3 separate regions of the Homo sapiens genome follow, and regions 1 and 3 are each linked to region 2. Evidence: chromatin contacts called from ENCODE Hi-C or POLR2A ChIA-PET data. All regions are on one chromosome and are shown on one strand. Each heading gives the region's core, a stretch centred on a gene start or an enhancer-like site at or near the end of the contact. The rest is flanking DNA. Distances are from core to core; before and after follow the strand shown. Region 1 overlaps CBFA2T2 (CBFA2/RUNX1 partner transcriptional co-repressor 2). Region 2 overlaps CBFA2T2 (CBFA2/RUNX1 partner transcriptional co-repressor 2). Region 3 holds the start of PXMP4 (peroxisomal membrane protein 4).

Evidence for each region. Hi-C counts contacts between places; a loop is a spot of excess contacts on that map. ChIA-PET counts read pairs that join two places held with the same protein, here RNA polymerase II (POLR2A). Pooled maps may share reads with other maps.
Region 1: a loop to region 2 is called in a pooled map, with 2.4 times the contacts of the local background. The contact joins two enhancer-like sites. A Hi-C loop is called at or near these places in 1 of 37 single-sample maps with no recorded cell type and 4 of 50 pooled maps. POLR2A ChIA-PET finds 5 or more read pairs at or near these places in 11 of 52 experiments (H1, HEK293T, OCI-LY7 and 6 more).
Region 3: a loop to region 2 is called in a pooled map, with 2.9 times the contacts of the local background. The contact joins the promoter of PXMP4 here to the enhancer-like site in region 2. A Hi-C loop is called at or near these places in 2 of 37 single-sample maps with no recorded cell type and 3 of 50 pooled maps.

What each region holds. Positions count from the first base shown.
Region 1 is chr20:33,516,864-33,519,976 of GRCh38, forward strand. All of the region lies in intron 1 of CBFA2T2 (CBFA2/RUNX1 partner transcriptional co-repressor 2), which reads left to right. Among named protein-coding and RNA genes, the nearest start is that of CBFA2T2, 28 kb to the left of the region's middle. RefSeq lists an enhancer at 281-1,045. Within about 2 kb of position 1,393, at least 5 of the 41 ENCODE cell types and tissues checked have a DNase peak (open chromatin) inside an H3K27ac peak, as active enhancers do.
Region 2 is chr20:33,604,700-33,607,756 of GRCh38, forward strand. CBFA2T2 (CBFA2/RUNX1 partner transcriptional co-repressor 2) reads left to right here. Exons shown (of 11, transcript NM_001032999.3): 2 at 2,257-2,400. Among named protein-coding and RNA genes, the nearest start is that of C20orf144, 56 kb to the right of the region's middle. RefSeq lists a silencer at 1,910-1,959. Within about 2 kb of position 1,657, at least 3 of the 41 ENCODE cell types and tissues checked have a DNase peak (open chromatin) inside an H3K27ac peak, as active enhancers do.
Region 3 is chr20:33,719,045-33,722,118 of GRCh38, forward strand. It overlaps PXMP4 (peroxisomal membrane protein 4), which reads right to left and starts at 1,266. Exons shown (of 4, transcript NM_007238.5): 1 at 1,051-1,266. The coding sequence starts at 1,163. RefSeq lists an enhancer at 813-862.

The sequences.
Region 1 (3,113 bases), core at 143-2,642, 88 kb before region 2:
TTTGCTTTAAACAGTAGTGAAGACATTTATCTCTTCTGTTGTTTTAAGTGCCTTGGAACAGATTTTATGAACAACAGCAACATTCGATATTGATTTGCTCAGTGTTAGTAGTGAGATGCCTTTAGTAGTGAGATCACACCTTTCAGAGAACTTTCTAAATGCTCTGTAAATAAAAGCAGATATGTGATGGACTGCTTCATGATGTTGCCAAGCACCATTCACATCCTTTTCCCTTTCTCAGAAAGTGCAGAGTCATCCATTTTGGAGCAGTTAGTTCTTGCAGATCTACCAATTACCTGTGGTTATAGGAGATGATGTTTCTCTATCTGCCTGAAAGTGGAAAAAGGAATTAATGAACCTGTGAAGTTCAGTTCTGTAACTAGACAGAGCTGTGCTGGAAATGAAAATAAGTCCTTTCTGTTATTCATGACATATGGGAAGAAAAGCTTCAGGTAGATCAAGCTCTGCAGGCCTAAATCCACAGAAGCCTTGCCAATTTTCAGCTCATTATTGCCATCAAGGTATTTTGGTGATTATTTCCACTATTGTAAACTAATTCATAGGACTGGTTTTTTTGGTTTTTTTGGTGTTTTTTTTTTTTTTTGAGACAGAGTCTCGCTCTGTTGTCCAGACTAAAGTGCAGTGGTGTGATCTTGGCTCACTGCAATCTCCGGCTCAATCACTCAAGTGATTCTTGTGCCTCAGCCTCTTGAGTAGCTGGGACTGTAGGTGAATGTCACCATGCACAGCTTTTTTGTATTTTTAGTAGAGATAAGGTTTGGTTTGGTTAGTAGAGCCTAGGTTGGCTAGGCTGCTATATTTTGCCTTTTTTTTTTTTTTTGAAGACGGAGACTTGCTTGCAACCTCCGCCTCCCGGTTCAAGCAATTCTCCTGACTCAGCCTCCCGAGTAGCTTGTTCTACAGGTGTGTGCCACCATACCTGGCCAATTTTTTGTATTTCTAGTAGAGATGGAGTTTCACTGTGTGGGCCAGGTTGGTCTCAAACTCCTGACCTTGTGATCCACCCGCCTCGGCCTCCTAAAGTGCTAGGATTACAGGCGTGAGCCACCGTGCCCAGCTTACATTTTGCTTTTATTTTTTTTGAGACAGAGTCTCTCTCTGTCACCCAGGCTGGAGTGCAGTGGTGCAATCTCGGCTCACTGCAACCTTCACCTTCCAGGTTCAAGTGATTCTCCTGCCTCAGCCTCCCAAGTAGCTGGGACTACAGGCACGTGCAACCATGCCTGGCTAATTTTTTGTATTCTTAGTAGAGACTGGGTTTCATTGTGTTAGCCAGGATGGTTTCGGTCTCCTGACCTCATGATCCGCCTGCCTTGCCTCCCGAAGTGCTGGGATTACAGGCGTGAGTCACTGCATCCTGCCTACATTTTGATTTTAATGTCTTACTGTTAATGATCCATGCACCAAATTCCCATGCTGTTAGTATTTTTCTCAGAATGACAAAGGAATTGAAATGCCATTGTGGGATAAAATTAAATATTGTCAAAGGCCTGCTCTGAGCCAGTCTATGGACTAGGTAGATATATTGGGGAGATAATGAAGTAGGCTCTTGTTGGAAACAGAGCAGACCAAACCAAACAGAAAATGAATTTGTCAGACCAGGCACGGTGGCTCACTCCTGTAATCCCCACACTTTGGTAGGCTGAGGCGAGTGGATCACCTGAGGTCGGGAGTTTGAGACCAGCCTGATGAACATGAAGAAACTCCCTCTACTAAAAATACAAAAAAAAAAAAAAAATTAGCTGGGCATGGTGGCACATGCCTATAATCCCAGCTACTTGGGAGGCTGAGGCAGGAGAATCTCTTGAACCCGAGTGGCAGAGGTTGCGGTGAGCTGATAACACGCCATTGCAGTCCAGCCTGTGCAACAAGAGCGAAACTCCTTCTCCAAAAAAAAAAAAAAAGTGAATTTATCTGTGTCTTGGTTTTCTTTTTTTCTTTCTCTTCTTTTTTTTGAGACGGAGTCTGGCTCTGTTGCCCAGGCTGGAATGCACTGGAGCGATCTTGGCTGACTGCAACCTCCGTCTCCCGGGTTCAAGCGATTCTCCTCCCTCAGCCTCCCAAGCAACTGGGACTACAGGCTCACAGCACCATGCCCAGCTAAGTTTTGTAGTTTTAGTAGAGACGGGCTGTCTCAGTTTTCAAATAATGAAGGTGAATTCAACTGGTAAATGTAGGTTTCTATTAAATAATGATTAAGGAAAGAAAAATAATATTTGGCCCTCTGTTTCTGTGGGTTTTGCATCCATGAATTCAGCCAACCATGGATCGCAACTATTCAGGAAAAAAAATATACAGATTGTGGCTGGGCACCATGGTTCATGCTTGTAATCCCAGAACTTTGGGAGGCCAAGATGGGCAGATCACCTGAGATCAGGAGTTCGAGACCAGCCTGGCCGACAAGGTGAAGCCCCATTTCTACTAAAAATGCAAAAATTAGCCCGGTGCAGTGGCATATGCCTGTAATTCCAGCTATTCAGGAGGCTGAGGCGGGAGAATCGCTTGAACCCGGGAGGTGGTGGTTGCAATGAGTCGAGATTGCTCAACTGCACTCCAGTCTGGGCAACAGTGCGAGACTCTGTCTCAGAAAATAAATAAATTATTTAAATAAAGAGTATTAGAGGTATGGGTAGGTTATATGCAAATATTATACCATTTTACGTAAGAGACTTGAGCATTGGTGGATTTTGGTATCCACACGGATTCCTTGCACCAGTCTACCGTGGATACTCAGGGACAACTCTGTGTATGGTATACACCTTGGTGTGTATTCTAATCATCTGGGAAGCTTGTGAAATGTAGGTTCACCCCCTGGATTTTTAAATCCTGGAAGGTCTGGGGTAGGGTCCAGGAATCTTCATTTTCAGCAGCAGGGTTCCTAAATAATTCTCTTAGAGGTAACCTGAAGACTCCTTTGAGGAGCATTGGTGTCTCAGAGGGTGTCTAAACCTGACAAAGACCATCTAAATCTAGTTGGCTGAGCCGGGCACGGTGGCTCACGCCTGTAATACCAGCACTTTGGGAGGCCGAGGCAGGCGGATCACCTGAGGTCGGGAGTTCGAGACCAGCCTGACCAATGTGGAAGAAACCTC
Region 2 (3,057 bases), core at 407-2,906:
CTCAAGTCTTTGGCACCCTTGCTATAGAGCCAGGTGGTCTGAAGAAAAGCTCCCTCTAGGTTGTTGCACACTGTACACAACACATTACAGTGCGAGACAACTGTCAGTTCCTTCCTTTCCTTCTCCCCTACCCTTCCAGAAAGCTGGGCCCCAGATGGAAGAGCTGGAAATGTGTCAACTGTTCTCTGAAGGGCATTGAGAAAATACTGTCAGGAAGAAAAGGCAAGCGCAACAGCTCATTAGTCCACTAATCAGACAGGACGACCATCAATTTCACAAAGAAAATGTCCTGAACAGAGAAATGGGAAGGGCTGGCAGAGTGTTGCCCACATGGTTCTGAGAACTGCACATTTTTGTCAGGGGATTTGTAACTTGGGGGCATTGCTTTCTTGATTGACTTTATTATATCCCTTTCCCAAGTGTGGCCACTGCAAACTGAAGCATAAAAATGGTATTTGGAGATACTTTTCTACAAATACCATTGTGTCCCATCAATGCACAAAAATGTTCCTTGTTGCCAGGATCGTGAACACTCTTGTATGTATTGTCTTTATAGCTGTGCTCTCACAGAAGGAAAACTTGGACTTTACCTTCTTATTTGAGCCTTTGCTCCCCATTTTTTACACTTTAATTTGAATTCAGCAGTTATTGGAGAATGAATGGCTGGTACTTAAGTGAAAAGCTTAGAATTACTGTGAGGAACATAGCTCAATTTAAAGGTGATTATGGTAACCCTGGTCGTATTATTAACTAAGTATGTAACAAGTTCTCTTTGATAGGGAAAAATAACTTGTTAGATATATTAGAATATTACTCATTGGTATCAAGTCTGATTCCTGTTAGCTCAGACCTACCTAATTGCAGCATCATGAAGTTTATCTAATTTATCTTTCTGGAATTTTGTTGCCATTTAGTATTATCAAACAACTGCCTATTATTAATTGTTCCCATAGATGAAGTAGCCTCTGCTTCATGTAGACTCAGCTCTACTTTTCATCTTTTTGAACAATGTATAGCATGAATGACATTTACATGTTTGAGGTCAGAGAGGTTGACTCCCTCTTTTTTCCTACTTGATGTAGTTGATATGTATATATATAATTTAGTACATCATTATTAATGGTGATTTTTTTTTTTTTAAGACAGAGTCGCTCTGTCACCCAGGCTAGAGTGCAGTGGCATGATCTTGGCTCACTGCAACCTCCGCCTCCCAGGTTCAAGCGATTCTCTTGCCTCAGCCTCCTGAGTAACTGGGACTACAGGTGCCCACCACCACACCCAGCTAATTTTTATATTTTTAGTAGAGACAGGGTTTCACCATGTTGGCCAGGCTGATCTCAAACTCCTGACCTTAGGTGATCCACCCGCCTCAGCCTCCCAAAGTGCTAGGTTTACAGGCATGAGCCACCGTGCCCAGCCTATTAATATTGATTTATATATAACTGATTGATTTTCTTTTCATGTCTTGCAGTTGAGGCCTAAGTCTAGATAGTTCCCATGTTAGCTTTTTCACCCCTAATAATTTGATTCATTTATAAGGAGAAGTTAAAGAAAATGCATTTGAGGTAAGCTATATTTGTAACCTGGTTTCTTCCTTTCTCAGCCACTATCTAAAGACTGCTAACTTTCAGTTCACATCACCTCTTGACCTTGTTTCCTCATTTTAGTTCCTAGGGTTGAAGTAACAAAGTACCACTAACTGAGTGGCTTAAGACAATAGAAATTCATTCTCTCACAGTTCAGAAAGCCAGAGGCCCAAAATTGAGGTATCAGCAAGGTTGATTCCTTCCCGGGGTTTCAGAGGACAAATGTGTCCCCTTCTCCCTCCTGGCTTGCTGGTTGCTGGCACTCCTTGGCATTCCTCGGTGTATAGATGTGTCACTCTAGTCCCTGCCTCTGTCGCCACTTGGTGTGACTGTCCTCTCTTTGGCTTCCCTCTGTGTATGTCTCTGTGTCTGTGTCTCATCCCTTCTTTAAGGACACCATTCAGATTGGATTTAGAGCCCACCCAGACAATCTAGGATGATCTCATCCTCTCAAGATTTTTAACTTAATGATATCTTCAAAGACCCTTTTGCCAAATCAGGTAACATTCACAGTTCCAGATGTTGGGATGTGGACATATCTTTTAGGGGGTCACTATTCAGCCTATTATACCAAGCAGTCCTCTAGGGAAGTATGTTGGTATTTCAAATTGTTGTCTGTTTTTGCAAACTTTTAGAAAACCCTAACCTCCATTTCTCTGATTCTCTGCAGTTGGTCCTGAGAAAAGGGTGCCAGCGATGCCTGGATCGCCTGTGGAAGTGAAGATACAGTCCAGATCCTCACCTCCCACCATGCCACCCCTCCCACCAATAAATCCTGGAGGACCGAGGCCAGTGTCCTTCACTCCTACTGCATGTGAGACCTCTTAGTTACTTATGTTTGTAGTTCAGAGTGACATTTGGATCTAAGTGACTGACTTGTATGAAGCGTTCCACATATATTATTCAGTGTTTTCAAAGTACTATTGAAAATATAGACACAGATATATATTTCTGGTTGTTTCTTTTATAAATTACTTTTACCCTCTGAGAATAATACTTAGCTTATTTGGATATTTAGTTGTTTAAATATTTTGTTTTCATATTCTTTGGCTGGTAACTATTTTTATTTCTTTGACTCTAACAATAATGAATTTAAATTATTATATTGCCTTATGGGATTCCAAGTAAGTTTTCTAAAATTATAGAATTCTAAAAATGTTCCAGTGCTGTCATGGTAAGACTTTTTACAAAAGAGAATATTGTTGTATTTGTTTACTAGGGCTGCCATAATGAAATACCACAGACTGGATGGTTTAAACAATTTATTTTTATTCACTTTTTCACAGTTCTGGAGGCAAGAATGTAAAGATCAAGGTATTGGCAGGTTTGGTTTTACCTGGGCCTTGTAGATGGTTGCCTTCTTGCCATATCCTCACATGGTCTTTCCTCCATTTTGCGTCCCTGGTGTCTCTTCCCCTGCCTTTAAGGATAATAATCATATTGGATTAGGGACTACTCATAATACCTCTTT
Region 3 (3,074 bases), core at 16-2,515, 110 kb after region 2:
GACACTACACCCGGCTAATTTTTGTATTTTTGGTAGAAACGGGGTTTTGCCATGTTGGCCAGGCTAGTCTCGAACTCCTGACCTCAGATAATCCGCCTGCCTCGGCCTCCCAAAGTGCTAGGATTACAGGTGTGAGCCACCGTGGCCAGCCTGTGCTAAGCATTTCACACATATTGACTCAATCCTGATAGTATAAGTACTAGTACCATGCCCATTTTACAGATATTGAGGCTTAGAGAGGCTAAATGACTTCCTCCAGATCACACGGGTAGGTGGGGCCAGGGTTCAAGCCAAGGCATCCACATCCTTCCCACCATCCCACGTTGCCACTAGGATGCCAATTCTGGGGGACACAAACCACTTTCTCTGGTTTGTTCTCTGCTTTGTCCCCGGTTCTGGCACTGTAGGCCCTCAATAAATGGTGGCTGTTATGCACTAGGTTTAAAGGAGACTGAGCTCCCCTCTAGGCACCAGCCAGGGCAATGACCCCAAGACCTCTCTTGCAGGTAAGATGCCAGGATAGTTGCAGCTTCTTTTACATTCATTGTCACGTCCCAGGAGCCCCCTGAGCCGAACGGGACTTAGCGCTGGAGTCCTACAGGTGAGAAGTGAGAAGCAGGATGCAAGCCCATGGGCAAGCTTCATGGGGACAGAATAGACAGGAGGCATCCGCCTGCCAGCTAGAGGCCAGAGTCCAGTTCCCCATTGTGCAGATGGGGCCGTTGAGGCCCAAAGGCACACAGAGAGGTGAGGTGAACTGAACCCAAATGAGGGGATACAGAAGCTGGCATGGGAGGAGTCAAAGCAAGAGGGCCAGGCTGCAAAGGTTGGAAGACCCAGAAAATGTGCAGTGGGAGCCCCAGTTCAGAGCTGGGAAGGCGCGCAAGCCAAAATCCAGCTCCCATTGCACAGATGGTGACCTCCGAGACTTAGAGACACACGAGGACTGCTCCAGGGCAAACAGCACCGCGGCATCGGACTTCGAACTCGCGCCTCTGACCCCAGGCAGGACATCCCTCAGCCCCAGCCCGGCCCGACGGCCCCACTCACACAGCCCCGTTCCGGAAGCCCTTAAGCACGGCCAACGCAGCGTGGTAGCGGCGCTTGCGCAGCAGTGCGTTGACGACTACGAGCAGAGCCCTTAGCTGCGGCGGGGCTGCCATAGTGCGGGCTGCGCGCAGGGTCGGGGTTAGGAACTGTAAGCGCACTGACAGCCGGAGGTTCCAGCTGCGCGCCCACAGCCCCTCGGTAGCGCCGCCGACTCGTGGCGTCTATAGGCTGTTTCTGCGTCACTCATGCATGGAAGACCAATCAGAGAGCGTACTTGTCTCATGGGACAATAGCACTCATCGAAATAGTTGTCTGACTGGAAGAGAAAGGAAAGCTTGTAGCCAATCACAGTGGGCTCCGCCCAAGGTCACACACGATTTGTCCAATCAGAAGGCACTTTCCCTTGGGCCATGTTGGGTTCACGAGTGGGTTTGGAAGGAGGCGTGTACTTGGAAGGAGGGCTCCTGAATGAGGAGTGGCCCTGCTTAGAGATGGGATGGGCGACAGGTGATGATACAGGGAGGAGCAGGGCCCCATCTTTATGCGAGATAGTTCTGACTGGGATATCCTTTACCATAGCGATCTTCCCAGAGTGTCAGTCACATGGCCCCTCAATGGCTTCCATGTACGTATGTATGTTTTGAGATGCAGCCTCGCTCTGTCACCCAGGCTGGAGTGCAGTGGCGCGATCTCGGCTCACTGCAACCTCCACCCCCCAGGGTTCAAGCAGTTCTCCTGCCTCAGCCTCCTGAGTAGCTGGGACTACAGGCACCCACCACCATGCCTGGCAAATTTTTTTGTATTTTTAGTAGAGACGGGGTTTCACCATGTTGGCCAGGCTGCTCTCCTGACCTCAGGTGATCCACCTGCCTCGGCCTTCCAAAGTGCTGGGATTACAGGCGTGAACCCAGCCGGCGTCCACTTATTCTTAGAATCCAAACTCCTCCCCAAGGCCCAAGAGAGAAGACCTCCTGTGATCTGGTCCGTGCCTCTCCCTCTGACCCCACGTTCCAGCACTTGCCACCTCACTGCTTCCCAGCCAAACAGCCTCCTTTCTGTTCCTTGGGCCAAGAACCCTTCTACCTCAGGGCCTTTGCACTTGCTGGTTCCCTGCTTGATATTCGCCATCCTGGGCTCTTCCCATGATGGGCTTCTTCTCATCCTTCAGGTTTCAGCTCAAATGCCACTTCATCAGAGAGACTTTCTGAGACATCCAATTTGAAGTAGCACTGTCCACTCTGACTCATTACCCTGGCTCTTTTTTTTTTTTTTTTTTTTTTAGACTGAGTCTCGGATCTATCACCCAGGCTGGAGCGCAGTAGTGTGATCTCAGCTCACTTCAACTTCTGCCTCCCAGGTTCAAGGGATTCTTCTGCCTCAGCCTCCTGAGGAGCTAGGACTACAGGTGCATGCCACCACGCCCGGCTAATTTTTGTATTTTTAGTAAAGACGGGGTTTCACCATATTGGCCAGGCTAGTCCAAACTCCCGACCTTGTGATCCGCCCGCCTCGGCCTCCCAAAGTGCTGGAATTACAAATGTGAGCCATCGTGCCCGGCCACCCTGGTTCTTATGTGTTTTTTTTTTTTATAGAACTTTTGACACTTTAGACTTGTTTACTATGTGTTCATTGTCCATTGCCCTTATCAAACTGTAAATTCTATGAAGGAAGAAATCTTATTTGTCTTGTTTTCTGCTGTAACCCCAACACTAGGCACATGGTGGGTACTCAACACTTGCTTGTTTAAGCAACACATAGTTTTGGGTTGTCATCTCTGAGAGCATTGATGGGTGACATTAACATATGATGTCACTATGTGGAGTTGTCACTGAATAACAGCTACACACTGAGTGGTGGCTGTGACTTGTGAGGGTGTCCCCTGGTACTTGGGCCATATGGTATTTACCAGTGATGTTATTTGCTCAGTGTCAGGGGACAATTTCAGAGGTCAATGAAGGAGGGAGTTGTGCTGGGCCTATTTTGTCACTGAAACTGGGTTGTCCGGGATTTTTCTTTTGTGATGG